Regions from separate parts of the Homo sapiens genome. Here regions 1, 3, 4, 5, 6 and 7 are each linked to region 2. Evidence: chromatin contacts called from ENCODE Hi-C or POLR2A ChIA-PET data. All regions are on one chromosome and are shown on one strand. The core of a region is the stretch at or near the end of the contact, and the rest is flanking DNA. Distances in the headings are between cores, read along the strand shown.

Region 1 (3,237 bases), core at 446-2,945, 850 kb after region 2:
GGAGGCTGAGGCAGGAGAATGGTGTGACCCTGGGAGGCAGAGCTTGCAGAGAGCTGAGATCGTGCCACTGCACTCCAGCCTGGGCGCGACAGAGCGAGACTCTGTCTCAAAAAAAAAAAAAGAAAAATAGAGTTTCATATTAAAAAAGAAAACACAGGAGAAAATCTTTATGACCTTGGGCTAGGCAGAGTTCTTAAATATGACATCAAAAGCACAGTTCACAAAAATAGCTGACAAATTGGATTTTATCAAAATTAAAACTTTTGGGTTTAAAAGACATCCATAATAAATTGAAAAGATGTAGACTGAAAGAAAATATTTATAACTGATGTATGTGATAAAGGGCTTATATCCAAAATATACAAAGAACTCATAACTTAGTAATAAGAAGACTAATAATCTAATTTTAAAATGAAGTAAACATTTGAATAGACATTTCACCAAAGAGGATATGTAAATGGCTAATAATCACTTGATAAAATGCGCAACATCATTAGTCATGAGGGAAGTGCAAGTCAAAACCACAATAAGATAGCATTAACACACCCACTAAGCTATAACCAAAAAGTCAGACAATACCTAGTGATGGAGGAGTTATGGGAAAACCTTCACATATTGCTGATGAGAATATAAAATAGAACAGCCACATTGTGAAATTGTTTGGCAGTTTCTTAAAAAGCTAAATAGATTTGCCATACAACTCAGCGATTCTACTAAGTATCTACCCAAGAGAAATGAAAACATATATTCATGCAAACACTTGTATAGAAATGTTCATAGCAACATCATTCATAATAGCCAAAAACTGGAGACAACCCAAATGTTCATCAACTGATGAATGAATAAACAAAATGTAGTTTATCTATATACAATGGACTATTATTCAGCCATAAAAAGGAATGAAGTACTGACACATGCTACAACATGGGTGAACTTTGAAAACATTATGCTAAGTGAAAGAAGCCAGTCACAAAAAACTGTATAGTGTATGATTTCATTTATATGAAATGACCAGGAAAGGAAAATTTTTAGAGACAGAAAGCAGATCAGTAGTTGTCTGAAACTGAAGGTAACAAGTGAGGATTGACTGCAAATTCTCTTTTTGTTTGTTTGTTTTGTTTCTTTTTTTTTTGACTGCACATTCTCACAAGTAATTTTCTGGGTGTTAGAAATGTTCTAAAACTGGATTGTGACAGTGGTTGCACAAAGCTATCAATTTACTAAAAATTATTCACTGTACACTTATAATGGGTGAAGTCTTATGGTACATAAAATATATTTCAATAAAACTAAGAAAAAGTCTCATGAATTTCAGAAATGCTAATTTATTATTGATTGACAGCTTGCTACAGGATCTTTCTGGGGCTTAGTGACTAGAGATGCATGCAGAATTAGAAAGATAAAATAATTTGTTTAGAAAAATTAGTAGATTGAGAAGGGTTTGGTGGTGGTCAGAGAAAAACCTTGGGAATGGCAAAAAGTTAGGAAACTCTCCAGGCTGAGAAAGGCCTAGAAAAAGAGACACTGGGTGGTGTTCTGGGGACTGCAGCAGTGGGGATTTAGGCAACTTTGTATACAGTTCCACTCTCATGCCCAAGGGGGCGCCAGAGCAGCAAGCCTCAGTCGTGACTGTGGACGTTCCTAGCCCCTAATGCTGGGTCACGGTACTGCGTTCATTCAAAACCTGACCCAGGTTTTTTAGAGACGAGGACTCTCCATTTTGTTTTATTATCTTTCTTGAGAGGCGGAGGGAATTTGCCTGAAGGTGGATTCCTTTTTTTTTTTTTTTTTTTGAGACGGAGTCTCACTCTGTCGCCAGGCTAGAGTGCTGTGGCGCAATCTCGGCTCACTGCAACCTCCAACTCCCTGGTTCAAGGGATTCTCCTGCCTCCACCTCCCAAGTAGCTGGGATTACAAGCATGCGCCACCATGCCCGGCTAATTTTTGTATTTTTAGTAGAGATGCGGTTTCACTGTGTTGGCCAGGATGGTCTCGATCTCCTGACCTCGTGATCCGCCCGCTTCGGCCTCCCAAAGTGCTGGGATTACAGGCATGAGCCACCACGCCCGGCCGGTGGCTTCCTTTTAAGTCTGAAAATGCAGCAGGAAGAGCCAAGTGAGGCCCTGTGACTCTCTATGGAGAGAGGCAGTGGTTACAGCCCAAAGAGCCCTAAGAAGAGCTTTTTCAGAATGACACATACTAGTTTCTTCCCCTCCTTTCATGACTCAGGTCCACATTTCACACAGACTTTTGCCTGTGCCAGACTTGCCTCTGCCTTGACCGCTAGCCAGCAGACTGTGTCCACAGTGTTTTCCCGCTCCTGCTACCCGGTCTGAATCAGCCTGGTAAAAACATTAGCTGGAAGATATCTGTTTACTGGGTAAATTCCTCTACAACAAATACCTTTGCAATGAAAATCTCTATTTAACCAAAAGTTCTCCACAGCCCAGTTTATGTCTAACCTAGTGCAAGCAGTAATCCATGAAATAAAACTCTACTCCATACCACATATTTAGACAGTCAAGTTGAGCTACTTGTAAAGAGATTTGACCTGTAATACTTTTATTTTCCCCGAGGAGCTGGAAATATAAGTAGAGGTAAAAACAGAGTCCCCTTTGCACTTGGAGAGTATTTTCCCACATGCACTCATTTTAAAAATCCAGTTCCCAGGAAATCTTTGTAAGGACTTTTCTCAATAGTCTACCAGATCCAGGACAAGGAAGAAAGATAGGCTCCAGATTGGATAAGCAGAGACCTTCCCAGAAGGAAACAATGGGAATTTAATATTCAAGCAGGCCCTGATCCAGAGCATTATGGGAACTGACCAAGGGATCAAAAATGAATCAAGTTAAAAAGAAACTAAATAACATTCCAAAGAAGTGATAGTACTGTTGAAGCCTGAGGCTATACTCCACCGCGCCCAGCCCTGTACTAATATACTAACGAGAATCAAAACTTCAAAAACTACGTAGATCATATGACAGAATTAATTGCATCAGTAGTCCTTCTATACTGCTAAGAGCAAGGTGTTACATACAGATGATGCTCCTTGATTTACAGTAGGGTTACATCCCAAAAAACTCATCATAAGTTGAAAATATCATAAGCGGAAAATGTATTTAATACACCTAGCCTACTGAACATCATAGACTAGCCTACCTTAAAAGTCTCAGATCACTTATGTTAGCCTAGAGTTATTTTATATTAAGGCGTTGAATATCTCATGCAATTTATTGA
Region 2 (3,234 bases), core at 184-2,683:
GAGGATGTATCATTTGAGACAGACCTTAAAGATTTAAACAATGTAATAGAGGGTACTGGAAGAGTGTTACCATTGGAGGGAATAACATGCAAGGTATGAAAGTAGGAACAAGGAGGCCAGTTTCAGAGGCTCTGTTTGGCAGGAATATGTAGAGTATACAGAATGAGTTATAGATGGGGTATGGTCAGACCATGAATAATAAAAATAGAAATAATAGCTTGAATGCCAATGTAGGTTTTTAGTAATGCTGTTGTCCCCAGAGAGCCATTGTAGGAGTTTTGAGTGGGATGGTGTTGTGGAAGCTTGCTCCTCTCCCATCCTTTCTCTCCTGAGCAATATTAGCTTTGCCTCTGTCCAGCACAGCAACATACCAAAACTTCAGCCAACGAATCAAACCCCCAGGCTCCGGACCTTCCTACAAGGTACCTCTTCTTGGAAAGCTGTCCAAAATAACACAGAAACCAGGCACTAGATGCTAGTAAATGTGTACCCACTCTGTGTATAATACAGTGTGTTGAAAGGGTGTTCAAGAGTAGACGGTGTTCAAATGAAGAGTACAGATAAGAGGTCTTTGGTGGTTATAATATTAATAGCAATACGGGGCAGGGAGATGCGATTTCAGGGTGTCAAAGAATAAACTGACGAAGAGAAGATGAATGCAGACAGTAAATTCCAACTACTGAGCCTGGAGAATGAATTGTATGTGGCCAGCCTTTCGAGGCAGCCAGGACTTAAATTGGCACTAGTGTACAAAGTGTGAAACCCGAACAACTAGGGGGGTTATTTTGAGGCCACCCATTAGGCCTTAGAAGCACTATCCCTCCTAGTGCAATGTTGAAAGGACTGGACTCTGAGGCTGTTGAGATGGACCTGGAGAAGCTGTCTGTGTGTGTTTGATGATCTTAAGTTTTACTGTGACGTGGACTTTGAGGTCACTGGGGTGGGGGGAGGGAAGTACCCTTGGCATTGGCAGAGCTGGAAGGTCTGTGCAAGCTGGCTCCTGCTGGGGAATCAATAAAGGAGGCAGAGCAACGCTTTTTTTTTTTTTCGCCGTGGCCAGGGCAGGGTTCTGCCAGGGCTCTATCGCCAATGGAGCAGGGGTCCACCTGGGGCCTAGGACGCCTGCAGATAGCCCTCTCTTAGCCCCAACGGCCGCGGGCTTCAGCGCTCCCCGGCTCCCTCGCTCTGCAGGGTCTTCCCGGTACCGGCAGGCCGCGGCGGGAGCTGCTTTCGCTCTTAACCTTGCAGGTGCGTGTGCCGCGGGCGCCCGGGGCAGGCAGGACGCAGAGGAGGAGGCGCCCGCCATGCCCGGCCTGCGGCTCCCCGCCTCGGCTTCCCGTCCGCCGCCCCCGCGGAACGGCCTGCTGCAGCCCCTGTGAAGAGGAAGAGGCGGCGGCGGCGGCGGAGGAGGAGGAGGCGCCGCCCCCTTGGCAAGCTCCCCGACCCGGCGGCCTCGGCAGGACCCATGGCGGATTCCTCGCCCGCACTGTCCCTGCGGGAAGGCGGCCCCCGCGCGCCGCGGCCCTCGGCCCCCTCGCCGCCGCCGCGCTCGCGCTCCGGCTCCGAGTCCGAGGAGGCCGAGCTGTCGCTGAGCCTGGCCCGCACCAAGACCCGCTCGTACGGCAGCACCGCCAGCGTGCGGGCGCCGCTGGGCGCCGGCGTCATCGAGCGCCATGTGGAGCACCGGGTCCGCGCGGGCGACACGCTGCAGGGCATCGCGCTCAAGTACGGTGTCACGGTGAGCAGGGCGCGCCGCCGCGGCCCGGGCTGGCAGCTACCGCGCAGGAGGCGGTGCGGCTCGGGGTGCGGTGGGGGTGGGGGTGGGACTGCGGGTGGGGGTTTGGGGGATGGGGAGTCGCAGGGACGGCCGTGCGTCCCCGGGCGGCTCGGCTCCCAGGGCTCGCTCAGCGCGCGCTGCTGGCCACCGCAGTGGTCGCCAAAGCTGGTCCTGCAGCGGGAGGGGCGGACCGCCAGGGCTCCCTCCCTAGGTAGCTGCATCGAGTTCCCGGTGCCCCGCCCAGGCTCAGACTAGATCTGTCGCGTGAGGGAGGCCGAAGAGGACTAGGGCTTTGGCATCCCCGTGAACCACCTTCACCCAATTTGCAGGCCCCATCACACTACTCTATATTTACGCAAAGCCCAACTGAGGTGAATTTTGTTGTCTGTGAAAACAAGCTCCGTGATGAGTCAGGAATGGTGCAGTTGTTCCTACTGGGTGGTTCTGGTTCTATCGATTATGCTTCTTTATGTAGAAGTGAAATTACACCCTCTGGGCTCACTGGCAACCGCGAATGTGACACCTGTCGCTAAGCAGCAGCCAAGAACTGTGGTGAGCTGGAGGGCTGCGTTTATTACAAATTTATAAGTGTGTGTGTCTTGGGTGTATAGCATTACACCTCTGGGAAGAACATGGAAACCTGAGGGAACAAATTGTTTCATTAAAATTACTTATAATTAACTGTGAGCTATGTGATGGCCTTTTTACATTTGGGATCTGTATCAGTTTTCAGTGTTCTTTCCTGAAGCACCTTAGACAGCAATGGGAAGAAAGAGGATCTTATCTATATCTTTCCCTTAAAGTGAAACTCTTTCTGGCCCTTTACCGAATGAAGGAGCATCAGTATGAAGGAGAATGTATTTTGCATATTTAAGCCGGTATATGTTTACCTATCAGGTCCTTCTATCTTTGAAATATTTTGAAAGGGACCTTGCTGTGCAGTCATGTATTGACTCTATCATGCCATGGAGAGCCCCATTCTGCCCTCTTGGGAGTTCTATACATGTGAACATAGAGCTACAATTCTCTATGTGCCTTAATGGGGCCTGGTTTGAGTCAGAGGCAGAGGAAAGCGAAGTTGGGAAATACCAGTAGCTACCCTCTGCTGAATGCCTCCTGTGTGGCAGGCATTGCGTTTGTCTTGTTTCATCTTTATCTTATTTAACTTTCACAATAAGCCCAGGAGGTAGGTGTAATTAATCTTTTTACAGATGAGAAGATGGATGAGAGGTAAGGATATTTTCCAAGTATGATCATTCATTGAGACCAGCTTGAATTAACAGTGATAAAGCATTTGCTTTCCTCTAGATATTACTTTTGATATCCATCCTTATTTTTATCTTAGTCTTATCAGGAGCTCTCTCAGCATCCTGGCTACTGAAGGAGGACAGTCTTTTCTATCTGGTTTTCAGGCATCTTGCCTTACTAGGCTAGTGACAGCACCTAAAAATCTATGA
Region 3 (3,373 bases), core at 1-2,500, 790 kb before region 2:
AGGCAGGGATTAAACAAACAAAAACAGCAACAACAACAACGACAACAATAAAGAATGAAGATTATTCAACCAGAAACGACAATGAGGGTGGGGAGAAGATAGAGGATGAAGACAGCGCAGGGTTGGGAGTAGAAAGACCACATTCTTGTGCTGGATGTTCAAGGATCACCGTGAGGAGAGTGAGGGCGGCTTTGCCCTTTTGATGTTGAGTTAAACTGTAATACAGATTTTCCATGTAAGTACTCCGTCATTTTCAGGTGGCAACCGGATAAACTTCAGGTGCCACCATGGAGCCGACAATCACCAGCAGCGAACAGGACGGGAAGAAGGCTGGGACAGAAGGGTAGTTGCATCTCCGCAAACGCACAGGTCTAGGAAAGAGGCACCTGGGCTGTCCCCGGGCTATCTCGTTTCAAAGTCACTTAAGTTTCTGTAGCTTAGAAGCGGCCCTTGCCCTCTGGTATCGGGAGACGACTTTGCTGCAGACATCGAGGTGCTCGGAATGACCTTGGTGATCAACCTTAACCTGAAATTCCCGGTCCTGCATTGCCCATCTCCCGGGTCACTGCTGCTGACAAGGCTCTTCTACAGTCCTGGGTTATTCTACAGTCTTTCAAGAGGGCTTCCCCTAAATCCTCTCCCTAGGAATGCTTGGAAGGACGGGAGGAGCAGCCTGGAGGCTCCCATCGTTTATTCGGACACAGTAACAGCCCGTGCCATGGCTGCGCTACCGCGGGAGCTAGGCTCCGCAGCAGAGGGCCCCGGGCTCGCTTCGGGGTGGGGGCGCCCGGGGTGTGCCGCGCCCTCGGGGCTCACGTCCCGGGCGGGTTTCCGGGCCTCGGCAGGGCGCGAGGCGGCGGCGGGGCCGGCTGGCAGGCTGATGATGATGATGCTCTGTGCTCGTAGCCGATGGGAGGCAGCGTGAGCCCGAGAGAGCCCAGAGCAGCCGCGGTGGCAGCGCTGGAGCGCAGCCTCCTCCCGCTCCCATAATGCACAGGGCGGCGGCGGTGGCGGCGGCGGCAGCGGAGGCAGCATCGCGGGCCGCCGAAGTGGCTGCGGCGGCGGCGGCGACCCCTAGGACCCCGGGCAGGTGGAGCGCTCGCGGCTGCTCGCGGCGAGCCCGGGAGTGATGGCGAGGCCCCTGCGGGCGGCCAGCGCCTGAGGCGCCCCGCCCCGCCCCGCCCCGCGCGGCCCTCCCCGCCCGGCCCTGCCCTGCCCTGCTCCCTGCCGGCGGCTGCGGGCGCTTCCTAGTCCGCTCGGGCGGCCGCCCAGGCGAGGTGCGGCCTCCGCACAGGCGGGGGGCGTAGGCGCGCGGGGCCCGCCATGGCTGCGTCGGAGCTCTACACAAAGGTAAGGCACCCCGCGGCCGGCGTCGAGGACTGGGGCTGTGCGGCCCTCGCCGCCAGCTGTCAGGCTGGGGAGGGGGCGGGAGCGCCGGGCCCAGGCGAGCCCCACCAGCGCCATCCCCTTCAGCGCCTCAGAACCCTCGGCCCTACCAGCCGGTCGCCCGCTGCGGCACCTTCCTCTTTCGGGCGAGATGGTGAAGGCGGCGGAAGGTGGCCCGCCTCGGGGGTCTCCCAGGCCCCTGCCGCGCTGCTCGAGCTGGGGGCAGAGCGGGCTTCGGAGTGGAAAGGGGGCCCATGTGGATTTAGCAGGGCGGGCGTGCCTCCCCTCCTGCTTGGCTTTGGAAAATTCCCGGCGGGTGGGAGATGCTTGCTCCAGTAGATCGGATGGGTTCTCTCGTGGGGACACGCGCTTAAAATAACGTCTTGTGTTGGTATGCAGTGCCGCTTCTACCGCCAGCTAGCCTTTCTGTGAGGTTATTTTGAATCCTGCAAACGGTGGCCGTATCACCTTTAGCTCCCCAGTTTAGCTGCGCTGGGGGTGGCGAGCCCCGGGGAAAGATGCTGCCGGATGAACGCGAGCTGATTCACCGGCTGGGAGGGTCGGTACTCATTTATCGCTGGGAGTTTGCAACCTGCGTGTAATCCCGCAGAGCCTTGTTAGGCTCCATGTCTTTACCATCCTCTGGGGCAAGCCTTTCCCTTCTGGGTTTGGTTTAAGGGAAGTGGCAGTCTTTTCTTAGACTGACATCAATATACTCAGGGTCTGGCGATCTCTGAATGACATATTATGGAGAACTGTCACTTGAGTGCTGCGCAGATTTGTGATGACCTTTGTGAATATATGTAATCATGGCATTTTATACTGTACACTCATGTGTAGGTAGATATTTTGCCAGATATTGATTACTTCTACATGCAGTTAATAGAGTTGCCTTTTCACATTAGCTTTTGCAACAGAACTTTCATTTAGGGTCCTGTAATCACTGGAATCATTGTTTCCAAATGTCACTGAAGTCCAGGGCCCAAGTTGCAGTGTGTTTTGTAGAGGAAAGAAGACTGGGCATCAAGAGACCTGGATTCAAGCCGGGACTTACTAACTGTGACCTTGGACAAGTCACTTAACATCTCTGGTTCGATTTCCTAATGAGTAAATGCAGTTAATTATACTTGCCTTGCATCCCTTACAAGCTGTTGTGAGAATCAAACTTAATAATCGTTGTGAAAGCTTTTTGTAACCTATGAATTTCTCTGCAAATATGAGATATATGATTAATTTCTTCAACCATGAAATGAGCTTGCATGAAACATTGTCTGAGACCTCTTTCTTTCTAGTTTTAGATTTAACGACTGTACAGTTGGAACTTCTCTCTCAACCTGGTAATTTCTTTAGGCATTGTAGATCTCTAACATATGAACGAATGCAATTGGAAACTGATTAAAAGTAACTTAAACACTTAATATGGTGCTTGCTATGTGCCAGGTACTGTTTTAAGCGTTTTAAAAATATGAACTCATAATCCTCATAAGGAACTTATGAGGTCGATATTAAGAAATATCAAAATCATTTTCACATGAAGAGATAATCAGTCTGTAAACATTCCTTGGTTACTTTGTGTAGCCCATCCCCTCCACTTCTACATCAAGTTTGTCCAACCCGCAGCCCATGGGCCGCATGTGGGCCCAGGACGGCTTTGAATGTGCCCCAACACAAATTCATAAACTTTCTTAAAACATGGGTTGTTGTGTTTTTTTTGCAATTTTTTTTTTAGCTCATCATTTATCATTAGTGTATTTTATGTGTGGCCAAAGAAAATTCTTCTTCCAGTGTGGCCCAGGGAAGCCAAAAGATTGGACACCCTCCGTTCTATATGGTGAGCAGTCATCTTTGAGTCACCTAATAGTAGGCTGCTTAACTAGAGACTGAGTGGATAATAAATTGTTGTTGGATTTCGAATGCTTTTTTCCCCCAGGATAATTTGGGAGAAAAAATTGAAAAGATGTTGTGATTTGTAAATGGTAAAGTTTTG
Region 4 (3,400 bases), core at 349-2,848, 650 kb before region 2:
TTGTTGAAGTTATAAATCCCTTGAAAACAAATATCAAATGTACAGGATATGGGTAGGGTTTTAAACTTTTTTTTCTGTAACCCGAATTATCTTCCAAAAATTATTATTCATAACTTTTAAAACCTTCTAATATTGTAGAATTTGTTTATGACCCTTTCCTGCTGAGATTTTCGGTGATGTTTTTCAGTTAGTGCTCAGCACTTAAGTTAGTAGGTAGACAAATAAAGCAGGTGAGTAGACACTTGATAAATAACTTGCAAACTTGGACTAGTGTTTTTCTCCACCTGATGCTAAAACAGTTTGTGGAACTGAGGTAATAAGACTTTCAATTACTGTTTTTCTCGTAAAATAATTATAGTTCAAGCCCATTAATATGTTTAGATTTGTCACTTCCTGTGGATTAGGTTTTCAAGTCCGGGTGCAGTAGTTTTGACTTTGCTTTCCCCCAGACATGGTTGTAGAATTATTGCATTTTTCCGTGTTATTTTTGTATAGCACTTACCTCACCTTCCTCTCATATTCTTGGCTCTTAGCACAGATACTGACTCTTTCTGGAGTGTGACTCTGACAGTGATTACTTAAGGAAGGGAATCTCTGTAATATTTCTTTTGTGAAGGTTTGCGTTCAAGTTTGGTTTAGAATGTAATTTCTTTATATTGTTTCTGACTTAGTTTAAGATGCTACCAGAACTATTTCAAGATGATGAGAAGGCCATCAGTCCAACTTCAGCCACCTCCTCAGGGCGCACACCCCTCACACGAACTCCTGCAAAGCCCACCAAAGGCAGACCAGGCCAAATGGCCAAAGAGCACAAGAAAACAGTGGGGCATCAGGTGAGTTCAGGGAGCTGCCGCTGCCACGCTCCTTCCTTTCTGGCTCATCTGAAACCTCAGATCTTCCCTCTTCAGCCTCCCAGGTGGGATCCTCAGGTGAGGAGAGCCTAGAGCTTTCACTGTGAGATCATACGACACCATCCACTAAAACTCTTCTCCACCCAGTTTTAGACCTGTGACTCTGCATAAGCCTTTCCCGAAATAATTTTCTCTACAGCTTAATTCTCTCGTGCATATCGTCTCTCAGACCACCCCATCTTTGCTTAGTTTTCTGTTTGTTTTGTCTCTATATTTGTACAGTGCCTCGGTCAGCTCCTTCAGAACAGGGCCCTCGCCTTTCTTTGATGTCTTATGTTCTCTGAGAGTGGGAAATGTTACATACATGCTTAGTGCCTGAACAGGGAGTAGGGCTTTGAATGGAGGCTGAGCGCTCCTCAGCTTGCTGTCCTGTGCATGGGACCCTGTGCCTGGTGTAGACAGAAACAGGGCCTGACCCAGGTCCACAGCCTCCAGTCCTGATCCTAGGTCCCTAATTTTAACTCCTCTCTGCCTATCCTTTGTCATTCTCTCATTCATTACCTATACTCTTTTAAGTCATCTGCTACGTTTTCCAGTATCTTCCATCAAAATTCCCACTTTATGTGATTAAATAGCCTTAAAGCAAGGTTATATTGTTAGTTACATATGACTAAGCTCATAACAGGTTTCTGTAGCTTCCTGTGGGGAAAAGGAGTGGGAGTATAGGAATCTATATTTAGCAGAGTAAGCATGAAAATGGTAGAATTTAGGCAAATTTTAACCAAAAGCCCTAGCATTCTTGTTTTGTGGCAGCTCCTCTTCTGAAGATGGGTCAAGTTTATAAGTGGCAAAGTTTTCTCCATTAGTGTCATAGGAAGGGAATTTCCCATTGTTTTACCTCACCTTTGACTTTGGACAAAGCCTTGATACCCTCTTCTGCCCTTTTTCATGCAGTTCAGAAACTCCCTGCACCTGCTTATGGAGACACTCAATGCCACTACCCCTCACTATGTGCGCTGTATCAAGCCTAATGACTTCAAGTTCCCATTCACGTAAGTATTTCTGAACCACCCAGTGAAAAAGTACATATCTTATAAGAAGTGCCAAACCAGCCAAGCAAACTAATATTTTCCTTACATTTTTATAAGGAAAAAAATATTTGGGTAAGTCTTCATGCCTTGTAGAGGGAAACCACTAGTCAGTAGATTATTTTTTCAGTTTTTGTCCCTTTTGAGAATGTGAGAGTAAATTAGCAGCCATCTGAAGATTTGAAAACTTGAGGTCAACCAAGCATTCTGGTTCTGTTTTCTGTTTTGAATTTACTTCAATTGATCTCTCTGGGATTTTTGTTCATTTGGGCATTAGGTGGAACCAGCACTGGCTGGGATAAGGCTGTTTGGCGAATGCTTACCTGCTGCTTCTCCACTGCTGAAATCATCAGAGGGTGTCTGTTTTCACCAGCACCTCCTCCTGCTTCAGATACCATGCATGAAGGGAGAATCAATTTTTCTGGAGTTTTTTTTACAAAACAGAAATATTTTTCTAATTTTATGTATGTATTTATTTATTTTGAGATAGAGTTTCACTCTTCTTGCCCTGGCTGGAGTGCAATAACGCGATCTCGGCTTACCGCAACCTCTGCCTCCCAGGTTCAAGTGATTCTCCTGCCTCAGCCTCCCGAGTAGCTGGGATTACAGGCATGCACCATCATGCCCAACTAATTTTCTATTTTTAGTAGAGACAGGGTTTCATCATCTTGGCCAGGCTGGTCTTGAACTCCTGACTTCGTGATCCGTCCCCACTCGGCCTCCCAGTGGGATTACAGGCGCGAGCCACCATGCCCAGCCTATTTTTCTAATTTTAAAAGTAATACATGTACATTGTAAAGACAGTTTTCAGGAAATACAGAATAGTATAAAAATAAATGAAAAAGCATCCGTCAGCCGGGTGCAGTGGCTCACACCTGTAATCCCAGCACTTGGGAGGCCAGGGTGGGTGGATCACCTGAGGTCAGGAGCTTGAGACCAACCTGGCCAACATGGTCAAACCCTGTCTCTACTAAAAGTACAAAAATTAGCCGGGTGTAGTGGCGGGCGCCTGTAATCCCAGCTACTCGGGAGGCTGAGGCAGGAGAATCACTTGAACCTGGGAGGCTGCAGTTGCAGTGAGCCGAGATCACTCCACTGCACTCTAGCCTGCGGGACAAGAGTGAGACTTCGTCTCAAAAAAAGAAAAAAGGAAAAGAAAAAGCATCCATCATACCCAGAGAGATAACTGGTATTAACTGTCATACATTGTTCTTGATTAACCACCTTCCCTTCCCTCCATGCTCCGTGTGTGTGTGTGTGTGTGTGTGTGTGAGAGAGAGAGAGAGAGAGACACAAAAGGAGGGGCCTTGTGCTATGATTGCTGTTTAGTCTTTACTTTTAACTTGACAGATTGTGAACACTTTCCCTTTTGGTAAGTAAAAAGTCACATAATCATATAATGGCTACAGAGTATCCCATTGTGTAGACATAGTATATTTATTTAAATTAGTTCCTACTGAT
Region 5 (3,413 bases), core at 95-2,594, 970 kb after region 2:
GACCAGCCTGACCAACATGGTGAAACCCCGTCTCTACTAAAAATACAAAATTAGCCGGGTGTGGTGGCACGCGCCTGTAATCCCAGCTACTGGGGAGGCTGAGGCAGGAGAATTGCTTGAACCTGGGAGGCGGAGGTTGCAGTGTGCCGAGATTGCACCATCGCACTCCGGCCTGGGCAAGAAAAGCGAAACTCCGTCTCAAAAAAAAAAAAAAAAAAAAAAGAGAAAGGAAAAGAAAAGAAAGTGACTGGACAGGTACTTTAGATTGGGTATGTCAGGAAGTCCCGTCTGGGGAAGCGACATTGAAGCTGATAAGTGAATGTCAACAAGGCAGGCATTCTGAGCTTTGGAGAGAAGAGCACTCCAGCAGGGAGGACTACCAGAGCAAAGTCCGGGCGGCCCACCAGAGCAAAGGCCGGGAGGGCCAAAGGTCCGTGCGCCTTAAAGTGTGGGAAAGTAGTGAAGATGGGGAGACAGGAAGGCAGGGGCCAGATTTACCTTTGCAGGCTAGAGTAGAGTTTTGATTTTTTTTTTTTTTTTTTTTTGGAGACCGAGTCTCGCTCTGTCGCCCAGGTTGGAGTGCAGTGGCACAATCTCGGCTCACTGCAACCTCCGCCTACCCGGTTCAAGCGATTCTACTGCCTCCGCCTCCCGAGTAGCTGGGACGACAGGTGCGTGCCACCACGCCCAGCTAATTTTTTGTATTTTTAGTACAGACTTGGTTCCACCATGTTGGCCAGGATGGTCTCGATTTCTTGACCTTGTGATCCGCCCACCTCGGCCATCCAAATGCTGGTATTACAGGTGTGAGCCATCACACCCGGCCAAGTTTTTATTTTATTCCAAGTGTGATAGAGAGAGACATGATCTGACTTATATGTTTTGAAAGATGGCTCTGGGACTGTTATGTGGCTACTGGGCTGTCCGGAGGGGAAACTGAGACCCGTTTGGAGGAGAGGGAAGTTGGTGGCCTGGATAGAGTGGTGGCAGCAGTTCTGGAGAAAGTGGATGGATCTGGGTTATGTGGTGAGTCAGAGTGGCCAGGAACAAATGACAGGCAGATGAATTAGGGTGACCCTTAGATTTCTGGCTGCATGCAACACTCGGGTAGTTACTGGGGAACCGAGCAGACGCTCAGACACTTCCGAGCCTTGAGAAATCCGTTCTCCCGCCAGGCTTCGGTGTGAGTTAAAGTCGGGCAGCCGGAAAGCGACAGGCTCAGACCCGCAGCCGGTGGCCTCGTAGCGCCGGGACGCCGGGACGCCTGGATACCGGGAGAGCGCTGGGACTCTCCGAGCCCGGCGCGGGGGTTTCCGCATCTTACGGGCGGGGCCGGAAGAGGAAGTCGCGCTGCTGTGGCGGCCGCTGTAGCAGCGGCGGTCCAGTCGTAGCCCGGCCGCCCGCGCCTGTCCGGTCCGGTCCGGCCACGGAGGCAGCGCAGCGGCGGGACTCCGAGCCTACCCCGCCGAGTGAGCTGCGCCGCACCGTGCCGTCCCACCCGGCACCCACCAGTCCGATGGGGCCGCAGCGGCGGCTGTCCCCTGCCGGGGCCGCCCTACTCTGGGGCTTCCTGCTCCAGCTGGTAAGGGGGCGGGAAGGCGCGCAGGCCTCCCAGGGGCTGGGCGGGGCCGGGGCCAAGGCCGGGGCTCCCTTCCCCTACTCCTCGCCCGGCCTCCCCTCTGCCCGCACCTCCGCGGCCTGCTCTCGCACTCCTCTTTCCTCCCCTCCTCTTTCCATTACTCATCTCTTTCCTTCCACCCTCCTCTTTTCCACCCTCTTTCCCCCAACTTTCCCGCCCCCCACTCGGTTCCCGCCCATTGAAGTCTGGCGAAATACCTACCGCAAAAAGATCAGAGGAGCCCCTTAGGTTGCGTTGACCTTGATGCTTCTCGATAGTTGCTCACTGTCCCAGCATATTTAAAATTGACCTCTGGGTTTTATTGTCTAAGCCTTTCTTACCGCTTTTTACCCTTGGGAAGAAAAAAAAATTATACAAGGCGCCAGTATGTTTAGCGGTTCGAGGACTGCACTTTAATTGCACTAACACGGATGTCTTTTTAAAATTCCCTTCCCCCACTGTAGCTCCTGCTTCGCCTTAGGGCTCATTTGATTCTGTTATGAGGGTTTTTTTTTTTTGGAGGGGGGGTTTTAATAGCAGTAATTTAAAATAACTTTTAAAAGAAGACACCAAAATGTAATGCTTTTAGTGGTTTTCAGTTTTCTGCCTAATTTAAAGGGATGGGTGGGGAGCGTCGGTTAAATGTAAGTAAGAAATATGTGTTCATAGATTTGTTTTCATAGTCACAGAGAAGTAATAGTGTTTTAAAATTCAGCCTCAAGTAATTCGAGCTTCAGTGTGGGAGTGGGGTGTCAGGAACCCGGTGTTTCAGTTTTTGTTTCTAGTGACTTTTACTTAGGGAGTTTCAGGTTGGAAACTTACGCATGTTATTTATTACAGAATTGGTGTCGTGTAAGCTTGTTTCGTTCTATTAGAATGTGTGATTTCTTTGAAAGACTGTTTTGCTGACTCTCCAGTTTAAGGGGTTAGTATTAGTGAATACAAAAGTGTCTTTAATATTTATTGAAAAACCAAAATCTAAGCCAAAAAGTAAGTGCCTTTTGGTGTATTCATAACTTTGACAGGCAACATCAGGAACCTGAGAGAATGTATCTAAAAATTGCTGGGGGAGGGGAGTTCGATATAAAAAGAGCAACAAAGTAGCAGTGTTAGTCGGAGTCTTTAAGGTGTTTACTGTGTAATCAGACAGATAATACTTATGTCCAAAAGATATTCAGATAGTATGTAGATGTATGCAAAACTATAACCTAGATATAAAACTTTTCAAAGTGTTTTTGCATTCATTTTCATTTGAATCTCTTGAGCTGATTTTAAGAATGAATATCACATTCGTACTAATCCCTTCTCAACATAAATTAATAGCTTAGTGATACATCAGTTCCTCATAAACTCACATTGAAATTCTTATTAAAGGCCCTGAGCCCTCTCACCAGAAAACTCTACTTAAGTAGACTTGTCATTTGATTTCATAGCCTTCACAAATCTAAAGATCATCCCTGTTCTAAATTGTATCTAGGCTGTCTCCCACGTTCTGGATTTTAGGCCTTTTTTTGTTGTTGTTTTTGTTTTTTTCGAGACGGAGTCTCACTCTGTCGCCCAGGCTGGAGTGCAGTGGCGCGATCTCGGCTCACTGCAACCTCCGCCTCCCAGGTTCAAGCAATTCTCCTGCCTCAGCCTCCCGAGTAGCTGGGATCACAGGCAAGCACCACCATGCCCAGCTAATTTTTGTATTTTTAGTAGAGATGGGGGTTTCACTATGTTGGTCAGGCTGGTCTCGAACTCCTGACCTCGTGATCCACCCTCCTCGGCCTCCCAAAGTGCTGGGATTACAGGC
Region 6 (2,991 bases), core at 259-2,758, 730 kb before region 2:
TTTCCTTTATAGGCAACTAAGTGTGCTTTTCTCTTGCCGATTTAAAATTTTTTTCCTTCACTTTGACTTTAGACAGTCTGATGATAATATGCTGTGGTGAAGTTTTTTTTGCAGTTTATTTTCCTGGGGATTGCTGGGCCTCCTGTAGCTGGATGTCTAAATCTCTTTCTTGACTTGGGAAATTTTCATCAATTATTTCCTTAAATAGGTTTTCAGAACTTTTTGCATTTTCTTCCTCCTTGAGAATACCAATAATTCGTAAGCTTGGTTGCCTTATGTAGACCCTAATATCTTGATGTCTTTATTCATTCTTTTTTCCTCACTTTTGTCTGATTATGTTATTTCAAAAGACTTGTCTTCAAGTTTTGAGATTCTTTTTTTCTGCTTAGTCTAGTCTATTTTTGAAGCATTTCAAATGTATTTTGTAATTCCTTCAATAATTTTTCAGACCCAGAATTTCTGTTTGTTTTTGAAATCTGTCTCCTGTAAATTCCTCATGTGCATCCTAAATTGATTTTCTGATTTTCTTTATATTAGTTTGCAGATTTCTCTTGCATCTCATTGAGCTTCTTTAAAATCAATACTTTGAATTATTTATCGACATTTCAAGGATTTTTGTTCTGCTTAGGATCTATTGCCAAATAATTATTTTGTTCCTTTGAGGGCGCCATAATACCTTGCTTTTTCATACTTCCTATATGTTGATTTCTGTGTATCTGAAGATGTGACTATGATGCTGATTGGGTAGGGCCATTTGTCTGCATGAAGTGACAAAGACTTTGTATGATTTCCTTGGATATACATAGCCTTAATGCGGTAGCTTTCTTGAATGCTGGTTGTAGTGGCGTACCAGGCAGTGAGCAGACACACAACCTCCTGTGCAGCTGTGATGTCATGGGTGATAGGGGCAGTAGTTGTGAGAAGCTCTTCTCTTTCTCAAGTGCTGTGCTCTTGTGTTAATTGTTGCAGTGGGCTCTTCAGGCTGTCCCAGAAGGTGGATTGGGCCATGGAACCCCCAGGGGCCTGGATCCTGCACCCTATCTTGGAGTGGGGGGCAAAGCTGGAATGGAGCTAAGTTAGCTAGGCCTGCACTCAGACCACCTACCCTGATGGGAGTGGCTACCTACCCTGATTTAGGCCTCTGGTAAAATACCTGGGTTAGGGCTGACCACTGTTATGCTGATGTCTCAGCCTGGGAAGGGAGGGTGGTTCTAGCTTCACAGCCTTGGCTGGCAGACATGGGACCTGCTTCCCTCTTACACCCCAGTCTTGGCAAGGTTCATGCCCCCATCTCAACTATGTTAGCCAGTCTGGCTGTTCACTTAGTCACTACAGTTTGCTTCTCGTCTGCAGTGCAGTCTTGGGCTATAGGAGTCACTGTGCAGCTCAATACTACACCTCTCTGGCACTTCTCCTCCTCTGGTCCATGGGTGGGGTTGGGGGGAGCCCAGTTTCAGCACCAGCAGCTGGAGCCCATACCACACTCATTTCTCAGTTCTGGCTGTGGGAGCCCCTCCCACAGGTTTCAGTTCCCCAAGCCCCAGCCTGAGTCTCTCTACTGCCAAAGACTGCTGCTGCTGTGGCTAGCTCCCAGGCGTGTGAGGTGCAGCTTGCTAAGTAAGAGCTAGGAAAGAGAATAGGGTCCTGCTGTAGGTGTCCAGTCTGAAGGAATGCCTGGGATACTTCCTCAAGCAGTTCCTTCTCACAGTCTCCTGGCTGCTCCGCATGTTAGATCTAGGGCTTAGAAGGGGCAAGGTACTTTCCTGTGGTCTGGATTGCTCGATTCCCTAGTGGGAAAGTGGACCACAGAGAGATATGTACCCTTTTCCATATTGGGGATTCACTCCTGGTTTTTGGCCGGTCCTGGCCATACGGGCTACCTACCTTCCTTCTTCTCAGATTTTGGAGTTTCTTTTTGCTTTTCTGTTGGACTCATTGCTTTTCATGTCAAACATATTATCATGGATAATATGTTCAAAGTATGATTGTCTACACACTATTTTGGTTCTTCTGAGTTTATGAAGTGTGCTAGAAAAGCCTCTAGTCAGCCATCTTGGGCGAAAAAAATCTCAAGATGTATCTTTTTCTTAATGATTTGTAAGAGTTCTTTTTAAAAGTCTTTTTAAATTTATTCTATTTATTTTCTAGAGACAGGGTCTTGCTCTGTTGCTCAGGCTGGAGTGCAGTGGCATGATCATAGCGCACTATACTTTCGAATTCCTGAATTCAAGCAATCCTCCTGCCCTAGCCTCCCAAGTAGCTGGGACTACAGGCAAAAGTTCTTTATACATTAAGGGACTTTGCTTTTTTACAAATATATTTTTGGTCACCCTGTATTTTGGGTTTGTTTATGATGTATTTTGGCACCCAGAAGTTTTTTATTTTTCTGAAAAATATTTTATACCAACCATTCTTTCAAAATTATAAAACCTAGATCAACTTTCATAGCTGCTTTTCTCGGCTAAAATTAAGCTAAAAGGACACTTAATAAAAGGGGCAAGGATAGGGGATCATGGGAGGAGTTAATAAGAAAGCATCATGCAGCCCAAAGTTTAACACTTCCACTTAAAGATGCAGGCCAACAGGGCTTTTTTGCTTAAGGTGTCTCAGCCAGCAGCAAGATGGCCTACTCATTTGCCCTCTCAAAGCCAGCTCATTATAGAATTCCGTAATAATCTTGCCCTGACCTTACTACCAAGGCTGCTGTTTCCAGGTCAAGAATCTCCCTTCTAGTGCTCATCATTAATGAGGTAATACCAGTGAAATGTCCCTCCTTGCCCCTGCCCTTAGGTAAAGCTGACTCCCAGTGTGGCCAATACAGTCTCTATTTGCCTAATATGGATGACATTTTGGAAGCAATTATGTGTATATTAGATAAATCCTGTCTACAGGCTAAATGTGAGTGACAGTCATATATACATAACTAGGAAAACGACTAATCATAAGCAGGAGTTGTACAAGATGTGCTTTTGTTTATGATTAAAAGACTGC
Region 7 (3,432 bases), core at 203-2,702, 830 kb before region 2:
TACGAGTGAGCCACTGTGCCCAGCCACAGCCAATTTTCTTGAGGCTGAGTTTCATCATTAAGTGTATGTCTATCAGATTTTAACTCAAGTTCACAAATACATTGATATAGGACATATACTAGAACGTCAGTCAATTTATTAATAAAAATACAACTGTTAAATGCTTCAGTGGCCTAACTACTGCACTCTTCTTTCTCTCTGCAGTTCTGCTTAAGGGAAAGGCAAATTTTCAGTATGTTACTTTGTGAGTATAGAAGGAGAACAAATATGTCGTGGATCTTACAGTTTCTCAGCTAGCCCAGCGTGAGACATTCTTAAGGGATATCTTTGTCAAACAGTTGGCCTGTTGAACCCTTTTATTTTCAATACTTCCTTGGCTGACAAATGCCTTCCTTCGTTTCTCCAAAAGGAGTGCAATATTAACTCTTTTTGTTTTTCTAGTTGCAATTCCAGTGCAATTCTTCCTGTCTGAGATTCTACATCCTGGTTGAGTTTCGATGGTTTCCAAATTCCTTATCCAGGCATTTAGGGTCTTTCAATTGTTCCCCTGCCCCCAGAAATGCATTCATTTTCTGTGGCTTTTTACTAGTTTAACTTTTAGAGGGCAATCTTATTTCCAAGTTTCTGAGGGACACTTTGTTGGAACCAACAAACATTGCGAGTAACTATTCAGATATCAAGTAGAATGAGGATTCAGTAAGAAGCCGCAGGACTTGGCAAATAAAAAGGTCATTGGGGGAGCTCAATGCTAGCAGTTTCGGTAAGCTTGTGGGAGTGGACCCCCTGGGAGTGGACAAATGAATCTGAATTCCTTCGTTAGATATCTAGGAAGTGCTGGACCCTCAGAGTAAAATATAAGTAATTACAGACGAGATCCCTGCCCTGGTGCGGCTTATCTGAGAAGGAAAGGTGACCTAAAGTCACGACAATTGTGTAATGATACAGTTCATGTTGTTGAGGAACTGTACAGGGCTGTGACAGCCTTTAAGAGGTGGCTCTGGCCTAGTGTAGAGGTTTAGGAAGGAAAGGTTCTGAGGCAGAGACGTAGGACTGGAGATGTGAAGGCGTGGCAGAGTGGAGCAAGACTTTTGGCGTGCCCAAAAGACAGCCTGTGTGGCTACAGAGCGGAGAGCGAGGAGAACAGAACTAGGCGAGGATGGGTAAGTGGAAAGAGTAAAATAAAGCTCCTAGAACGAGGGGACCAGAGTGGACAGGAAAGGGCGGGGAGGGGCGGTTCCACTTAGAAACTACAATTCCCAGGAAGCACTCGGCAGCCACAAACGGATGTGAGGTGAGGCAGGAGCGGCGACCTTTGAAGGAAAAAAGGAAGTGTTTGGACGACAGCGAGCGGGAGAAGCGGGGTCAAGTAGGTAGGGGTGCGGTGCGGGAGGGGCAGGCGGGCTCCGGCGTGCGAGGGCCTTGGCCAGCGGAGCGTTTCGCGGCTCCGTGTCGTCATAAGGCGGCGGCCATTTTCGCGGGCGGAGGCGGCCCGGCGGGCCCTGGGAGAGCTGGGACGGGCGGCGGCCGGGTGGCCTCGGCCACCCGCTAATTGCATCTTTTCCCGGCGTCTCGTCTGCAGAGGGAGCACTATGTCTGCGGAAGTCCCCGAGGCAGCCTCCGCGGAGGAGCAGAAGGTGAGCGCGCGGGGCGTGAGCCCTGGGCCCTGCCCAAGGCCGGGTCTGGCGGGCGGCCTGCTCCCGCCAGGCGGAGGGCCGCGCCCGAGATGCGGGGCCGAGGCGCATGAGGCCGAGGCTCCTGCGCCCCACCTTTGGCTTCCCGCCGTCGCTGGCTGGTGCGCCGACGAATTGGGAGTTCCAACGTGCCCCGCGTTTACTCCGAATCGTGCCTTTTGTAACACCTCCGTGGGTCGCGGTGTTCCTCAGTCACTTATATTTACGCGAGAGCCCAGGACGCAGGCTTTGGGCGTAGAGCCTAAGTTTTTCTGTAAGCCTCAATTTGGTTAGGAAGTTTTATTTTTTCCTTTGAAGAACTCTCCAACTACTTGTATTGTGAGCGTGCGGTTCACTCCAAAAGCAGTGCCTCGTGTGCGGGCCGCGATGTGGGCCAGGATTGGCATTTCAGGGCCAACCCTTGTAACCATGGTCAGTGAGTAAAGTCCGGCCTTCAGTGTCTTCACCTGTAAAGGCCGAATACTGGTGCTTGCCTCCCACGGCGGGGTGAGGCCTAGAGGAGGTGAGTCAGGTGTAGTGTGCAGCGCAGTCTGTGCTCAAAAAGGTTTCAGTCGATGGGACTCAAATATGGTACTTGACTAAAAATCGAAAGGGTGGAATTTTAAAATTTTACTCACGAAATTAATCAGGGTTTTATTGGAAACAGGAATATTTTGTAAACGCCCTTGTGTCTTCCTGATGTAGGGGAATAGGCCGGGAGTGTCACTGTGGTTCAAATTATGAATATCAAGCCTTTGTATTTATCTAGGCTGGTGTTTGTCTCTCCCACTGTAATTATTTCCACCGCCCTGCCCTCCTAGGCAGGTGTGACTGGCCGAGAAGTGAGAAAGGGCCGAGGTATCTTGTCTCCTAAATTGTTTATCAACAATTTTTCTTACAAATCAGGTTGTGTTGCCGTTAAATACGATTTTGGTCTACTGCTTGACCTTCGTGCGGGTTTCTGCTTAATGTTGCACTTATGTCCTAATTAAGTTGGGAATTGGATTAGTGTTCTAAGCCCATTCCATATGTTCTTAAAACCGTGTTAACTTTTCTTAAGTTGGGTGCTTCTGTTAGGATGTTAAAGTAATTGAAAAACAAGAAAACATATAGCATAGGTAAAAGTCCAAGTTACCACATTATTTGAGAATATCCCGTGAAAATAGATATATTTACGCATTACCAAAAAAATGGATTTTGGGGGCAAAAATACAAATATTAAAGTTTGCAATCTTAACAGTATTATTAAGTATCACCTGCTTATTGTAAAATGCGTATTGTGTTCATTATTGCTTGAAATTTAGGAGCCCCCAAAAATAACAAGTCCCTGTCTGTGGTGGTTTGCCTTAAACACTTACATCAAACTTAGCATTAACTTCTGGTGCACAGTAGTGTGCTATGTAATTTTCTTTGATAAGTTCTGTTAGTATGTTGCCAAAGTATGCAGTATTGACTTCTAGAGTGTAAATACTTTTACTTGGAAAAGCCTAATGTATCTTTTAACAATATTAAGGATAGCTTGAACGTTTTCTCTTATTGATTGTCTACATTAAACATTTAAGGTGCTTTGGTTTTAGCTGCTGTCATTAAAATCAACCAAAGTGTGTTAGGAATATAATGTTCCTTCTTAAATTGAGGATTGGCTGTAAATGCTAAGTGCCTGTGGCGTGGATGGTGTCCCTAACCATGAAGAAAATGTGCACAGTCACTTCTGTGTTCCTGTGGGCCAAATCACCTGTTTCTTCTATTTGGAAGATCAGTT

Evidence for each region. Hi-C counts contacts between places; a loop is a spot of excess contacts on that map. ChIA-PET counts read pairs that join two places held with the same protein, here RNA polymerase II (POLR2A). Pooled maps may share reads with other maps.
Region 1: a pooled map shows a loop between it and region 2 (8-fold over the local background). The contact joins the enhancer-like site here to the promoter of LYSMD2 in region 2. A Hi-C loop is called at or near these places in 7 of 37 single-sample maps with no recorded cell type and 6 of 50 pooled maps. POLR2A ChIA-PET finds 5 or more read pairs at or near these places in 2 of 52 experiments (BJ and H1).
Region 3: a map of CD4-positive, alpha-beta memory T cell shows a loop between it and region 2 (5-fold over the local background). The contact joins the promoter of MYO5A here to the promoter of LYSMD2 in region 2. A Hi-C loop is called at or near these places in 1 of 168 maps with a recorded cell type or tissue (CD4-positive, alpha-beta memory T cell) and 5 of 50 pooled maps. POLR2A ChIA-PET finds 5 or more read pairs at or near these places in 1 of 52 experiments (OCI-LY7).
Region 4: a map with no recorded cell type shows a loop between it and region 2 (10-fold over the local background). The contact joins the enhancer-like site here to the promoter of LYSMD2 in region 2. A Hi-C loop is called at or near these places in 4 of 37 single-sample maps with no recorded cell type and 3 of 50 pooled maps.
Region 5: a loop to region 2 is called in a pooled map, with 10 times the contacts of the local background. The contact joins the promoter of SPPL2A here to the promoter of LYSMD2 in region 2. A Hi-C loop is called at or near these places in 2 of 37 single-sample maps with no recorded cell type and 9 of 50 pooled maps. POLR2A ChIA-PET finds 5 or more read pairs at or near these places in 1 of 52 experiments (T-cell).
Region 6: a loop to region 2 is called in a pooled map, with 5 times the contacts of the local background. The contact joins the enhancer-like site here to the promoter of LYSMD2 in region 2. A Hi-C loop is called at or near these places in 4 of 37 single-sample maps with no recorded cell type and 4 of 50 pooled maps. POLR2A ChIA-PET finds 5 or more read pairs at or near these places in 1 of 52 experiments (activated naive CD4-positive, alpha-beta T cell).
Region 7: a loop to region 2 is called in a pooled map, with 4 times the contacts of the local background. The contact joins the promoter of ARPP19 here to the promoter of LYSMD2 in region 2. A Hi-C loop is called at or near these places in 4 of 37 single-sample maps with no recorded cell type and 10 of 50 pooled maps.

The regions. Positions count from the first base shown.
Region 1 is chr15:50,884,414-50,887,650 of GRCh38, reverse strand. No RefSeq gene overlaps it. Among named protein-coding and RNA genes, the nearest start is that of AP4E1, 23 kb to the left of the region's middle. Within about 2 kb of position 1,695, at least 26 of the 41 ENCODE cell types and tissues checked have a DNase peak (open chromatin) inside an H3K27ac peak, as active enhancers do.
Region 2 is chr15:51,735,854-51,739,087 of GRCh38, reverse strand. It overlaps LYSMD2 (LysM domain containing 2), which reads left to right and starts at 1,433. Exons shown (of 3, transcript NM_153374.3): 1 at 1,433-1,738. The coding sequence starts at 1,466. RefSeq lists silencers at 1,115-1,554, 1,565-1,704, 1,775-1,984.
Region 3 is chr15:52,526,757-52,530,129 of GRCh38, reverse strand. MYO5A (myosin VA) reads left to right here and starts at 1,250. Exons shown (of 42, transcript NM_001382347.1): 1 at 1,250-1,350. The coding sequence starts at 1,324. RefSeq lists a silencer at 721-1,600.
Region 4 is chr15:52,381,594-52,384,993 of GRCh38, reverse strand. It overlaps MYO5A (myosin VA), which reads left to right. Exons shown (of 42, transcript NM_001382347.1): 15 at 672-833; 16 at 1,806-1,903. Among named protein-coding and RNA genes, the nearest start is that of MYO5C, 87 kb to the right of the region's middle. RefSeq lists enhancers at 1,181-1,410, 1,451-1,510. Within about 2 kb of position 1,598, at least 2 of the 41 ENCODE cell types and tissues checked have a DNase peak (open chromatin) inside an H3K27ac peak, as active enhancers do.
Region 5 is chr15:50,763,637-50,767,049 of GRCh38, reverse strand. It overlaps SPPL2A (signal peptide peptidase like 2A), which reads left to right and starts at 1,344. Exons shown (of 15, transcript NM_032802.4): 1 at 1,344-1,582. The coding sequence starts at 1,517. RefSeq lists a silencer at 1,310-1,769.
Region 6 is chr15:52,464,813-52,467,803 of GRCh38, reverse strand. All of the region lies in intron 1 of MYO5A (myosin VA), which reads left to right. Among named protein-coding and RNA genes, the nearest start is that of MYO5A, 63 kb to the left of the region's middle. RefSeq lists enhancers at 1,352-1,641, 1,286-2,041. Within about 2 kb of position 1,508, at least 10 of the 41 ENCODE cell types and tissues checked have a DNase peak (open chromatin) inside an H3K27ac peak, as active enhancers do.
Region 7 is chr15:52,567,050-52,570,481 of GRCh38, reverse strand. It overlaps ARPP19 (cAMP regulated phosphoprotein 19), which reads left to right and starts at 1,452. Exons shown (of 3, transcript NM_006628.6): 1 at 1,452-1,634. The coding sequence starts at 1,590. RefSeq lists enhancers at 923-1,052, 1,106-1,852, 1,853-2,601 and silencers at 1,523-1,582, 1,653-1,752.